Regions from separate parts of the Homo sapiens genome. Here all the other regions are linked to region 2. Evidence: chromatin contacts called from ENCODE Hi-C or POLR2A ChIA-PET data. All regions are on one chromosome and are shown on one strand. The core of a region is the stretch at or near the end of the contact, and the rest is flanking DNA. Distances in the headings are between cores, read along the strand shown. Region 1 holds the start of SNRPF (small nuclear ribonucleoprotein polypeptide F). Region 2 holds the start of WASHC3 (WASH complex subunit 3). Region 3 holds the start of SELPLG (selectin P ligand). Region 4 holds the start of NEDD1 (NEDD1 gamma-tubulin ring complex targeting factor).

What was found. Hi-C counts contacts between places; a loop is a spot of excess contacts on that map. ChIA-PET counts read pairs that join two places held with the same protein, here RNA polymerase II (POLR2A). Pooled maps may share reads with other maps.
Region 1: a loop to region 2 is called in a pooled map, with 9 times the contacts of the local background. The contact joins the promoter of SNRPF here to the promoter of WASHC3 in region 2. A Hi-C loop is called at or near these places in 4 of 50 pooled maps.
Region 3: a pooled map shows a loop between it and region 2 (7-fold over the local background). The contact joins the promoter of SELPLG here to the promoter of WASHC3 in region 2. A Hi-C loop is called at or near these places in 3 of 50 pooled maps.
Region 4: a map of naive thymus-derived CD4-positive, alpha-beta T cell shows a loop between it and region 2 (21-fold over the local background). The contact joins the promoter of NEDD1 here to the promoter of WASHC3 in region 2. A Hi-C loop is called at or near these places in 2 of 168 maps with a recorded cell type or tissue (both naive thymus-derived CD4-positive, alpha-beta T cell) and 8 of 50 pooled maps. POLR2A ChIA-PET finds 5 or more read pairs at or near these places in 1 of 52 experiments (K562).

What each region holds. Positions count from the first base shown.
Region 1 is chr12:95,857,688-95,860,789 of GRCh38, reverse strand. It overlaps SNRPF (small nuclear ribonucleoprotein polypeptide F), which reads right to left and starts at 1,838. Exons shown (of 4, transcript NM_003095.5): 1 at 1,714-1,838. The coding sequence starts at 1,716. It overlaps SNRPF-DT (SNRPF divergent transcript), which reads left to right and starts at 1,951. Exons shown (of 3, transcript NR_135014.1): 1 at 1,951-2,036. RefSeq lists enhancers at 1,516-1,565, 1,596-1,825, 1,946-2,005, 2,056-2,115, 1,514-2,129.
Region 2 is chr12:102,060,374-102,063,397 of GRCh38, reverse strand. It overlaps WASHC3 (WASH complex subunit 3), which reads left to right and starts at 1,407. Exons shown (of 7, transcript NM_016053.4): 1 at 1,407-1,486; 2 at 2,052-2,150. The coding sequence starts at 1,436. RefSeq lists enhancers at 1,489-1,688, 1,699-1,748.
Region 3 is chr12:108,632,132-108,635,143 of GRCh38, reverse strand. It overlaps SELPLG (selectin P ligand), which reads left to right and starts at 1,250. Exons shown (of 2, transcript NM_003006.4): 1 at 1,250-1,404. It overlaps LOC105369968 (a long non-coding RNA gene), which reads right to left. Exons shown (of 3, transcript XR_007063449.1): 2 at 1-813. RefSeq lists a silencer at 439-488 and an enhancer at 1,729-1,778.
Region 4 is chr12:96,905,340-96,908,616 of GRCh38, reverse strand. It overlaps NEDD1 (NEDD1 gamma-tubulin ring complex targeting factor), which reads right to left and starts at 1,360. Exons shown (of 16, transcript NM_152905.4): 1 at 1,317-1,360; 2 at 761-1,013. RefSeq lists enhancers at 538-677, 718-807 and a silencer at 1,048-1,327.

The DNA.
Region 1 (3,102 bases), core at 589-3,088, 6.2 Mb after region 2:
TCACTTGAGGTCACGAGTTCAAGACCAGCCCAGGCAACATAGTGAGACCCCCATCTCTACCAAAAATAGTCAGGTGTGGTGGTGCACACCTGTAGTCCCAGCTACTAGGGAGGATGAGGTGGGAGGACTGCTTGAACCCAGGAGCTCGAGGCTGCAGTGAGCTATGATTAGGCCACTGCACTCCAGCCTGGGCAACAGAGCAAGACCTTGTCTCTTATAAATAAATAAATAAATGAGTCCCTGTCAAGAAGTTGGAGATGGGGAGGGGAACTCCTCACATACAAATAATTATATTGCATGCTGCACTGTAGTAAAAGGAGATATACTAGGCACAAGGGTACCAAAGCAATCCAGGGGAAAAAGGAAAGGTTGCCTGAAATAAGTAATACCTCAGTTTTAAAGGATAAGAGTTTATTTCCAGAGCGGGAAAAAATGCTGTTCCAGGCAAGGCTAGCTACTTATGTAAAAGGAGGGAAGAGTGATGCAACAAGGTGGTTTTGGGGACATACAATTCAGCATTGTCAGTCAAAGCCCCAAATATAAAACTACAGAAGGAAGCAGAGGGCAGATCACGCTTGACAGTATTTAACTGGGGAAGCTAGGGCTAGGTCCTATCTGACTTTGTCAGTAGCACCGCCTCTTACTTACAGCAATTACTTAATGTCTATTTATTCAGCAAACCATTAACATCTCCAGTGATTTCGGTTTTTGCCCTCTTCTGCTCACTCACCAGTCAAACAAAGAAGAGAACTAAGAAACTTGGCTACTAACCCCCTCTAACATGAGCATATTCGGAGTGATCTTGATATGGCGATTACTCCAATAACCTAATGGGTCTCCAGTTTTCATTCTCCAATTTGTTATCCACCACAGTAACTATGATTTTTTAAAGTGCACATCAGATTGTCATATTTCTGCTTAAAATGATCCAATGGCTTCCAACCGAATCATTTTAAATTGATTTGGAGTACAATCAAAACCTCCCAATACAGCCTAAGAGGTCCTGCCCAACGCCTGCTCCTCCGATACCATCTCTTAACCACTATTCGCGCAAGTGGCTATACCTTTCTGTCAATTTCTCCAAATGACCAAGCTTTCTTTCCGGCCGCAGGTCTTATGCTCCTATTCCCTGTGCTCGGTACACTCCTCCTCCTGCTCTTTAAAGGGTCGTATTTCATGACACTTAGGCTTCGAGTTAAATTCCACCTCCTAGGGAGGCCATCTCTGACTAAGCCTCTAATGTCTAACGCGCACCCTCACAGCCTCCTGTCTGCATTGTTCTTAGCACTTATTATTTGCAATTACATACTTGTTATTTTTTGACTAATGTCTGTCTTCCCCACCCAAGTGAGTTAATCTAGAGCATGGCCGTATCATTACTTTCACGGAATGAAAGTGAATTCTGGAGTGTGGTTAAGTGGGAAGTGCAAATTCTCTTTGACTTTTACCCCGACCCTATAGCCCCAACTAAGAATACCCCAGGCCCGGATTCAAACAAAGAGAAGAAGGCACGGGCACTCCTAGGAAAAGAAAGGCATCGGGAGGAGCACGCGCCTCAGAAACCTAAAAGCAGAGTGAAAGGAGCTGGCGACAGGGTGCGCGGCGCCTCACGCGGATGAATGGGAAACGCGCGAAGGAACCAGCAGGCCCCGCGAGGCTGGTCTCCCTCCTTCTCTTTCTCCCCGCTTCTCCCGCCGTTCTCTTTCTCCTTACCATCGTAACCACGGCCGAATGTTGCAGGCTACTCTCTGCCGACCAGGCCGCCGCCCGTCCCTCGTGACTACAGCAGGTACCGCAGGTCCCGAGCCGCAGTTTCAAGAGAAATGGCCGCCAAACAGGACTATGACCTTTCACCTCCCACCACGGCCCTTCCTGCCTCTGTGATTGGACGCAAAGAGGTGCGTGCTGATTGGAGGAGATGGCTGGCCCAGTATCTCCTAGCAACCAGCAGCGGCTTGGGTTTGCGCCTTGCAGGCGGCGCGCGGACCTTGGGAAACCGGCTCTGAGCATCGCTGTGAGGCAGCCAAGGACTGGAGGCAGGCCGGTGTTTTTAAATGTGGTGTCCTTCCTAGAGGGCGGTCTGGGAGAGGCTGTGTAACGGATGTGACTTCTCCCCAACTTGGCTAATGGGGATTTACTTTGTCTTTTTACACCCGTGAGAATGTTCGGGGTCCCAGAGTTCCTTCCTCACTCTTCCAACAGGTTCCATGATTTGGGGGCGCCTCTGCCGCAGGCCCTTTCTACCTGAGTGTTCTCTCTTCTGCAACACCCGTTTTAACCCCTTTTAAAGGAATTGGGGGCTAGCCAGACTAGACTAGGGGCGGCGAAACGCACTGAAGAGAGTTGGATACAGAATTTCTTGCAAACGAGGTCGAGTTGCGTCTGGGATACGGTGTCATGCCCCACCCCCGCCCCACGACCCTGCCGGCCCCACCTTTCTTTTGCTTCGCCTGCAGAAACCCGCACGGCCTTCATACGTGCATTTGAAATTACCTAAGGGCGTAAGCAATATTTCCTCTGTCACGGATTAAAACTTTCGATGTAACGGTGTTATCTGAATCTCACTAGTTTTTGTCGTAATCCTATTGAGTTCGGGTCACTCTGATCTGAAATGCTAAATGCAGTTCTTGGAGAACACGCCCTTTGGGAAGTAACGCTTTTTTGCGGCCCTGAAGAGATGGATTTGGAGTTGAGGATGAAATGTTGGGTGTTGAGGCATTGTGGAGCAGTGGGCAAGACTTTGGAGGGGGCCTGCATTCGGAACCTGCGTCTATCAGGCGCGGCCGGTGTTGGGCAGTGTCTTAACCCCGAGGGCCATTGTTTCCTCGGCAGGAACGCGGCTTTAAAAACGGAACCATCCTCAGGGTGGTTGCGAGAATTTAACGTAAAACGGGGCTTGGCCTTGTAAAAGCTCAGTGTTTCACGTAAATGTTGAACACTGACCAGACAATGATTGTCAGTGTAGTTTTTACCAAACAGTTATTAGATTTATTCACCCTAAACTTCAGTGGATTTCTCCGTTTGTCTATTGTTTTATGAACTTTAAGTCTTTGTATAGACTTTGAGTTCCTACTATGTGTCAGGCTTTTTCAACAATCGTGG
Region 2 (3,024 bases), core at 158-2,657:
TGAAAGTACCTCAACCAATCAGACTGATTGCGGGCCAAATCTTCCTTTGCATAGAAGTGCAACTAAGTAACATCACTTTAGCCAATGATTGGTTGCTTTCCACAACCAATCAGATGTTTGTATAGGAGTATGACCTTTGTCATTTTACTTCAGCCTCTGATTGGTTGCTTTCCATAACCAATCAGACTGATTGTGGGCCACCACTTCATTTGCATGAGGAGAACACCAGTGTCCAATGGGAAATCTCTAGTGGGTATTTGGACCTAAGAAGATTCTGTATCCAGTACACTGTGGAGCGTACTTTGGTTTTCAATGAATCTTTGCTTTTGTTGGTTCATTCTCTCCTTGATTTGTGCGTTTTGTCCAATTCTTTGTTCAAAAGAACCTGGACACCCTCCACCAGTAACACTCTTACCTCATTTCCTACCATTCTCCATTTATGGGATTATTTGCTTCAACCAAACCAACAGGCCAGGTGCCAGTGGCTCACACCTATAATCCCAGCACTTAGGGAGGCCAAGGCATGAGGATCATTTGAGCCAAAGGGTTTGAGACTAAGGTGAGCTATGATCCTCACTGCACGCCAGACTGGGTAACAAAGCGAGACCCCCCATCTTTAAAACAAAACTGCCCACTGCAGTCTTGGTCTTCATCTTTTTGATGCTCCCTGTAAGTGGCAGTCACTTCCGTAGGTTTGTGCCTCACATCTAGTAGTTGACATTTTATTTCATGTTTTAAAAACCTTTGGAAGACCAGGCGCGTTGGCTCACGCCTGTAATCCCAGCACTCTGTGAGGCTGAGGCAGGAGAATCGTGTGAGGCTGAGGCAGGAGAATCGCTTGAGGCCAGGAGTTCGAGACCAGCCTGGGGAAATAGCGAGAACTTGTGTGTATACACACACACACGCTTTGGAAGTAGGTCTTATTTCTCATTCTTCAGGGCATAAACCTCTCCCGTGCAGCAATCAAACTCAATCTTTGTTTTCCCAGTAAAAGCCTAGCAGAGTATATGGCACTTAGGATTAACAACAACAAAAAAAAAATTGTTGCTCAAGGAATGACGGAGTTATTATATAACAGACAGGACTAAGTAGGGATAACCTCAAAAGGACGCAACTTCTGGCTTTGTTTTTTTGTTTTGTTTTGTTGCCTCCTTTCTAAGATTTCAGTGCTCTAACTGCATCCTTGCACCACCGCGCGCCACCCCGAAATTGACGTCACAATCTGGACTAAAACTACCAATCCCAGAATGCCGAGCGAGGAGGCGGGCTCTCCGGAAGCCGCCGAGTGATTAGTGAGCGGAGAAGCTTTCTTCCGGCGGGAAGGGCCCCGGAGGCGGGCACTTGGGGGGAAAGTTGAGACGTGATTACCGGGTTGGGCGGGCCCCATCTGGGAGGGGTTTGTGGGTGAACTCGGGGTCCACCGCCCGCTGAGGAGATGGATGAGGACGGGCTTCCTCTCATGGGGTCAGGCATAGACCTGACCAAGGTTTGTAAAAGACGGTGCTAGACTCCCGACGAGCCGGGAGGAGGATGGGGAAGACGCAGCTTTCCGGGGAGACACCCACCTTCCGAGTCCCCACCCTGTCACGGCCTCGGGCCCTTGTGACAGGCCTGTGGGGCCTCAGGAGGGAGAGCCCCACAGTCCACCTTGAAATGGGGTCCCTCCTGAGCTGATTAAGGAGACGGTGTGCATCTCCCAACTGTCGCTTCCCATCTCGCTTGTCTCTCTGCCGCCGGCGACACACGCCGGTTGCGATAGCTAGCCCTACCTCTTATTCAGCCCCCAAGATTTTGTGTGTGTTTATGTGTGGTGCTTTTTGCCTGCCAAAATTCGTACCAGTGAGTCTAGAGCCTGTTCTCAAACTTTTGTGCACCTCTGTCATCTTCGGACACCCCACCCACAGCTTAGGAAACAAGTTAATGACTATTCCCAGTCCTTCAAGAAATTCATATCACACAGCAAAGTGCCTCGTGATTATGTCCAAATATGAAAAGATTTGCACTGTGTACGTTCCTCCTGTATGAACCATGTTTGTTTTTACGTAACACAGGTGCCAGCTATTCAACAGAAAAGAACGGTGGCTTTTCTAAACCAATTTGTGGTGCACACTGTACAGTTCCTCAACCGCTTTTCTACAGTTTGTGAGGAGGTAGGTCCGGTGATACTGGTTTATAGAGTCGCCTGGAAATCACCTTTCACTGCTGAGACTGACAAATGGAGTAAAACAAGAATTACAGTCTTTATTCATGTACCGTGACCTCTCATCACCCAATTGTGTTAACACATCTTAGGTTCTCTTTTACTCTGTTAAAATCAATCCTGCACCCCTCCTCTACTGAGTTAGTGTTCTAGAGGTCCCTGTGAGATAGGTCAGTCAGGCTTATTGCGATTAAAGGGAACAATAGGAAATCTAATTTTTTTTTTTTTTTTTTTTTTTTTTGTGAGACAGGGTCTCACTCTGTCACCCAAGCTACAGTGCAGTGGCGCGATCTCGGCTCACTGCAACCTCCACCTCCCGGGTTCAAGCGATTCTCCTGCCTCAGCCTCCTGAGTAGCTGGGATTACAGGCATGCGCCACCATGCCTGGCTAATTTTTTATATTTAGTAGAAACGGGGTTCCAACATGTTGATCAAGCTGGTCTCGAATTCCTGACCTTGGGCGATCCACTAGCCTCGGCCTCCCAAAGTGCTGGGATTACAGGCGTGAGCCACCGCGCCCGGCTTCTAAAATTTCACAGTTGAAAACAGTTTTTATTTTGCAATTTGTCATTCGTTCCCGTACCCCAAAACCACATTGTTTAAATTTATTTTACATTCTGGATCTAAAAGATGGCTAGAGGAGATAGCCTAGAAACATAACTTTGGCATCAAATATGATTATAGAAATGAAAATATTTTCTGCAAATGACTTGTGATGTAAGGATTAAGTACCCAACTAGGGATTAGGTACCAGAACTGGCACAGCAGTGCGCACCTGTAATCCCAGCTACTCGGGAGGCAGAGGCAGGAGGATCACTTGCGCC
Region 3 (3,012 bases), core at 1-2,500, 6.6 Mb before region 2:
CCTGAGGTCGAGAGTTCAAGACCAACCAGCCTGACAAACGTGGAGAAACCCCATCTCTACTATAAATACAAAATTAGCCGGGGTGGTGGCACATGCCTGTAATCCCAGATACTCGGGAGGCTGAGGCAGAAGAATAGCTTGAACCCGGGAGGCGGAGGTTGCGGTGAGCCGAGATTGTGCCATTGCACTCCAGCCTGGGCAAAAAGAGTGAAACTCCATCTCAAAAAAAAAAAAAAAAAACAACTTTGTGCAAGGCAAGATATGAGTATCTTTCTGTGCATGTCCTGAGCCCTTGCCTGGTGCAAAGCCGCAGGGCAGATCCTGGGAGACCCCCCTATTCCCTCCCTTCTGGAAGTGTCTGGGTATTCTTAGGCCTCCCAGCCTTTGCCTCTGCTGTGCTCTCTGCCTGGGATGCCCACCTGGCTTGTCATCTCAAGTGCCACTTCTTGGAAGCTCCTCCTGTTAACCTCCCTCCCCCACCCAGGATGGAAGGAGAGGCCCCTCCCTTGCTCACCGCAGGATGGCACTCACTGCGCTGTGTCATTGTGGCATGATGTTCCACCGAATTGTTTACTCGCTGGCCTCCCCATTGGATGGAGGGCTACCAGAGGGCCACAGCCCAGAATTGCTGGCCTTTAGACCTCAGGGCATGCAGTCTGGAGTGCCAGAGTTGGTCAAATGAACAAATTTAGGATGAAGAAATAAGATAAGCAGGACTTGCCCTTGTGGTATCTGTAGTCCAGCTCCCTAGAGAGGCTCTTGGTTGCAGCTGAAAGGGCCTGTGCTGTGCATCTACAGAGAGTGTTTTGAGTCCTGCGAGAAGAAATACACCATATTTGCAAACCCTTTGAAGGTTCATATTTTGTGTTTTTTGCTCCCTGACCACCTCCCACCCCTCCCCACGCCCCACCAATCTTGGGCAAGAAGCGAGACCATTCTCCTTTTTCTCTGGTCACTCCTGTCCTTCAGGGGGCTCCCTCTGGCCCCGACTGTCCATTGCTGCTGAAGTAATGCTGTGGCCTTTCTCAGTTTGGGCCCCACCCAAAACCGAAGAACTTCTCCCCAGAAAGCTTCTACTTGGTTCTCAGTGTTTTCACAGTTATGGGAACCCAAGAACAGTGTCAGACCTAGGAGGTGCCCCACTACCACCCTGTCTTTATCAATGTTGTCACCAAAGCTGTCACAAACAATGGGGTGTGGGCTGTCACATGGCCCTGCCTAAGTAACCACATTCTCGCTTCCTCCTTCCACACACAGCCATTGGGGGTTGCTCGGATCCGGGACTGCCGCAGGGGGTGCCACAGCAGTGCCTGGCAGCGTGGGCTGGGACCTTGTCACTAAAGCAGAGAAGCCACTTCTTCTGGGCCCACGAGGCAGCTGTCCCATGCTCTGCTGAGCACGGTGGTAAGTGCTGGCTTGCAAAACCACAGGGAGTGGCTGGAGGTCCCCATGGGCCAAGGGCCTGCCTTATAGCTGCTGGCAGGCCCGGGTAGGACCGCCAGGCCCTTCTTGAGCTGCAGCACCTGGGGAGGGCAAACTGAGGCTCCTCCGACTCAAGACTAAAGTCTTCCTGGAGTCTGTGGCCTTATTCTGTGACTCTTCTGAATCCTGCTCCTGCCAACTTTTTTTTTCCTTCTTTTTTTGAGACAGGGTCTTACTCTGTCACCCAGGCTGGAGTGCAGTGGCACAATCATGGCTCACTGCAGCCTTAAACTCCTGGGCACAAGTGATCCTCCCACCTCAGCCTCCTGAGTAGCTGGGACTACAGGCGCACATCGCCGCATGCAGCTAATATTTTTACCTTTCCTAGAGATGGGGTCTCACTTTGATGCCGAGGCTGGTCTCAAACTCCTGGCCTCAAGCCTCTTGCGTTGGCCTCCCAAAGTGCTGAAATTACAGGTGTGACCCACCAGCCCCAGCCTCCCATTAACTTACTTCCCTCCCTGGCCAGTTTGCCTGCAGCGTCTGGCTTGGCGGCATTCTGATTTTGAAAATCAGAGAAACCATGAGTGTTTCCCTAGAAATGATCTTATCCTCTCCTTTCCTGGATGGGAAACTGAGGTCGGGAGAGGTGAAGGGATTTGTTTAGGGGCAGAGCTGAGATTAGGTCTGGAAGACTCCAGAAAGTAGGGGGAGTGCAGGATTTCTCTTGAAGCTGCATGTTATGGACGCATAAAAAAGTTCTTTTCAGAGAAAGATGCATTCTTCCCACTTTTTATAAGACTGAGGAAATGACACTTGTCTGTGGCAAACTATTAAAATATTAGAATTAAGATACTATTGTTAGCAAAAGGGAAAACAATAATAATAATAATAATTAGAATATTTGGCTGGGTGCAGTGGCTTACACCTGTAATCCCAGCCCTTTGGGAGGCCGAGGCAGGTGGTTGGCCTGAGCTCAGGAGTTCTAGACCAACCTGGGCAACATGGTGAAACCTCGTCTCTACCAAAAATACAAAAACTTAGCTAGGTGTAGTGGTGTATGCCTGTGGTCTCAGCTACTTGGGAGGCTGAGGTGGGAGGATCACTTGAACCTGGGAGGGGGAGGTCGCAGTAAGCCGAGATTGTGCCACTGCACTCCAACCCGGGTGGCAGAGTGAGACCCTGTCTCAAAAAAAAAAAAATTAGAATACTCTTATTAGTTTGTATTTGAGATACTTTCAGGACACTAAAAGGAAATGGTGGGGGCCAGTTGTGCCCTGCTGTACACACATTCACACACACACACACACACACACACACACACACACACACCCCATATTGTCGATATCTGGGCTTCTGTTGCCTGGAATTCTCTTCCTCTTTCCTCTTTCTTCTGTTTTCCTTTTTTTTCCATCTCTGACTTTGAGGCCCCCAGAGCCAGGCCCCTCAGTGGGCCGGGGCCTCAGAAGGTGGCTCCCAGGCCCTCAGACAGCCCCAGAGTCTCTTCCGAGGCCGTGCCCTGGGTGGTTGATGCCTCCCTCAGCAGGCTTGGCCAGCAGCCAGGGGAGTTAAACCTCAGAGAGCGGAAGG
Region 4 (3,277 bases), core at 111-2,610, 5.2 Mb after region 2:
CAGCTGAAACACGTAATTCTAACAAGGTGATTTCACAAACCAAGGAAGTCTAGAAAACAGAAGGCAAAGAAGCTGCTCTAGACAGGCACTTTAAAGAGCAACAGGTAGTAATGAACGATAAGTGAGAAAAAAAGATGCTCAAAAGTACATGGGAGAAAAGGAAAGGGAGAGGGCACAGAATTATACCTCCCACACCTTCCTAGTATGGAAAGTGCAAGACTACTGCACAGCATTAGTGATGTCACAGGCAGGTCCCCGAGTCACCAATACAACAGCACACCTACGTCTAGTATAAGCCATTTCAGAGGACAAGTTAAAGACAGAATTATAGAAACGTTTCATTCTCGAGACAAAAAGTTAATGTAATTCACTCATGTGCTTCCTTATGCTCCATTCATCCGATACAGTGCTACTAAAAGCCATTAAAGTCACCTGCAGAGATGTAACACAATGTTTGGATTTGGAGCCTTAAACATGTGTAACACGTGCCCCCTTGGTTCCCAAGTCAAGGAACAACTAATGAATTGCTGGAAAAGCGAGCTCTAAGCCCTGTAAACCACAACTGCAAGCTGTGTCTAACTGCATCGTAACCAGGCCTGGTGAGCTGCGGGGTGTAGTGGGTAGATCACTGAGGCCTGGGCTCAGAAAAACTGGGTTCAAACGACCTGCTCCAACTTAGGAAACACAACTCGCCGGGTGATTTAATGTTTGTTTTCGGCTCTTAAAGCGGGGCGGGGAAGAGGACCATCTGCCCACCTACCTCGGTCTTCTAAGAACTGAGCATTAAGGGAGAGACTTTACATGAGTCCCTCAAAGACGGTCCCGTCGAAAGCTAGCAGTCAGGACACAAGGCGGTAACGTCGGCCTGGGTTTAGGGACAGCGGCTACAGGAACCAATTCAACTACACCACTCAGCTGAAATGAAAGTTCTCCAACTTTCAATCACCAAAAATACACTTTACTTGCAGGACAACAGCTCAAGTGAGGCTAACCTGTAAAATGCATCCAAGTACCTGCCAAAAGAAAAGTACTTGAGGTTGACAAAAAAGGAGACAGACTTGTGGAGACGAGGCAAACTTTTCGGAGGCAGCACACCCCACAAGGCTCCGGGAGGTGCGCGACCCCGGCCCGCGCCTCCCCGGACACTTCCCAGCCCAGCGCGCCGCCGCGCCCCCGCCCAGCAACCGCTCCGGGCGCGCAAAGCCCAAGGACCGCCGCCCCGCCCTCTGAGGGGGACGGAGCGGGTCTTAGGATCGGGAGGGTGCGCGGACGCGGCGGGCGGGGGCCCGCTGACCTCAGGGCCTCCGGAACCTCACCTCTCCGCAGCAACACAACAGGGGGCCGCGGCCGGCTCCGCGCTGGGCTTCCGGCTCCCGCCTGGACTGTTAAACTTCGGCGGCCGGAAGTCCCGCCCCGAGTGACGTCACGGGGCGAGGCGCTGCGTGCGGCTGTGGCTTCTGGCCGGACAGAAGTCGGGGTACAGAGGGTCTGGTCAGGGCGGCGCTGGGCAGCCGCGGGGGAAGTTATCCCAGTGTCAGGGCGGGAACTGCGGGCCGGGGCGGCCCTCTCCACGCCCCAGCGACGGAGCTCCGGCCACTGCCAACTGCTTGTCATTCACTTGCTGTTTACTGTGTGCCAGGCACTGTGCTAGACTCTTGAGTGTACAGTGATGGTTTAGCCTGGGGATACAGGGGTACAGTGAATTCTCGTGGTCCTTGGCCTTGTGGAGCTTACAATGCACTATAGGAAGCTGACGTTATTAGATGCTTAAATGGAAAGTGAAACTATGATAATGAAAGGTATAAGATGCACGAAGACCCATAATAAGGGAAACTATTGTGGATGTGGATTTAGGAAAGGATTCCTACATGCGATTTACAAGCCAGGAAACGCGCTCAGGCTGAGAAATAACCCAAAGAGTAGGCGTCTGCACTAACCTACTTCAAAACCCATGATCTTTCTTTCGCATCATGCTGCGAGGTCCGGAACATCAAACATCATCTGTTTGGGAATTCTTTTGAAGGGGATACTTCAAGGTGGAAAAGGAAGTTGCTGAGCCGAGTTTTCAAGTGCCCCTTCCAAAGGTCCTTTTATAGCTCTACTGACAATTTTTGCTAAGAATATTTATCATAAATATAGAGCATTTCTTCTGCAAAAAGTGTTATTCTTTCATCACAACTACATGGGGTGTGTTTCTGAACTAGGTACATCAGCCCCAGTTATCTGCATTCATATTGCAGATAATTGGAAAATTCTAATAAGTGCATTTTTTCAGAGCAGAAATTGAAATCGTAGCCAAGTTACTGAGGTTCATGGGGGAGTGGCAAAAGGAGAAAGATAGCAAGCAGCAACTACCTTAATTGTACAGTCTGCAGTTCTTGAGGCTATGAAATCCAATTTGGGCAGGGAGGAGGCCCAGAAAGTTGGGAACTAAGAAAGTACGGTAAGGGAGTGGGGGCAGGGAGAATGGGAGCAAATGGAGAAAAGAAAACTTCAAACAAAAAGGGCAATTAATTAAATCTCTGAAAATTGAAGCCAGCAGGAAAATTGAGACTAGACTATATGAAAATATATATAATAATACATGTAATATAATATATACATATTATATGATATAATACTAGTTATACATATAAAAATAGATATTTATTGAACACTTTACTAAGCACTGTATTTGTGTATATAGACGTAATGTGTATGTATGCAATATATATATAATTTCATCTTTCTAAAAACACATGAAGTATGTGCTATTATTTGTCCCCATTTTACATATGAGGAAATAGAGGTTAAGTAACTTGTCCAAGGTTACAAGTTTAATAAATGGTAGATTCAGAAGTTAAACCTGGGACCATGAGACTGCAAAGACTGTCCCAGACCTTTATGCTATACAGTCAAGAGCCATAACACAGCGTATAGGGCCAAATGGAAACCTCCATTCCTCTGTCCTCACTGATGCTGCGGCCTCATCAAATCTTACTGGCCCTGAAACAGTCCTGTCATTTTTGTCCGTGCCTCTGTGCCTATGTATACACTGTTTCCTCAGTTCTGTATAATAGTTTAACGAACAATAGATGCCAAATGTTAGAAGCCTTGCTAATATATGAATTATATAAACATATACAGATTTCCAAAAGTAGCCATCACAACAAAGAATATTTCTAGAGACAAAGAGAAATATTTCATAATGATAAAATGGTAAATAACCACAAGCCATTATCAATTTTAAGTGTATAGGTGAACGTAAGAGAATTTTGAAATATATGAAGAATAAGTA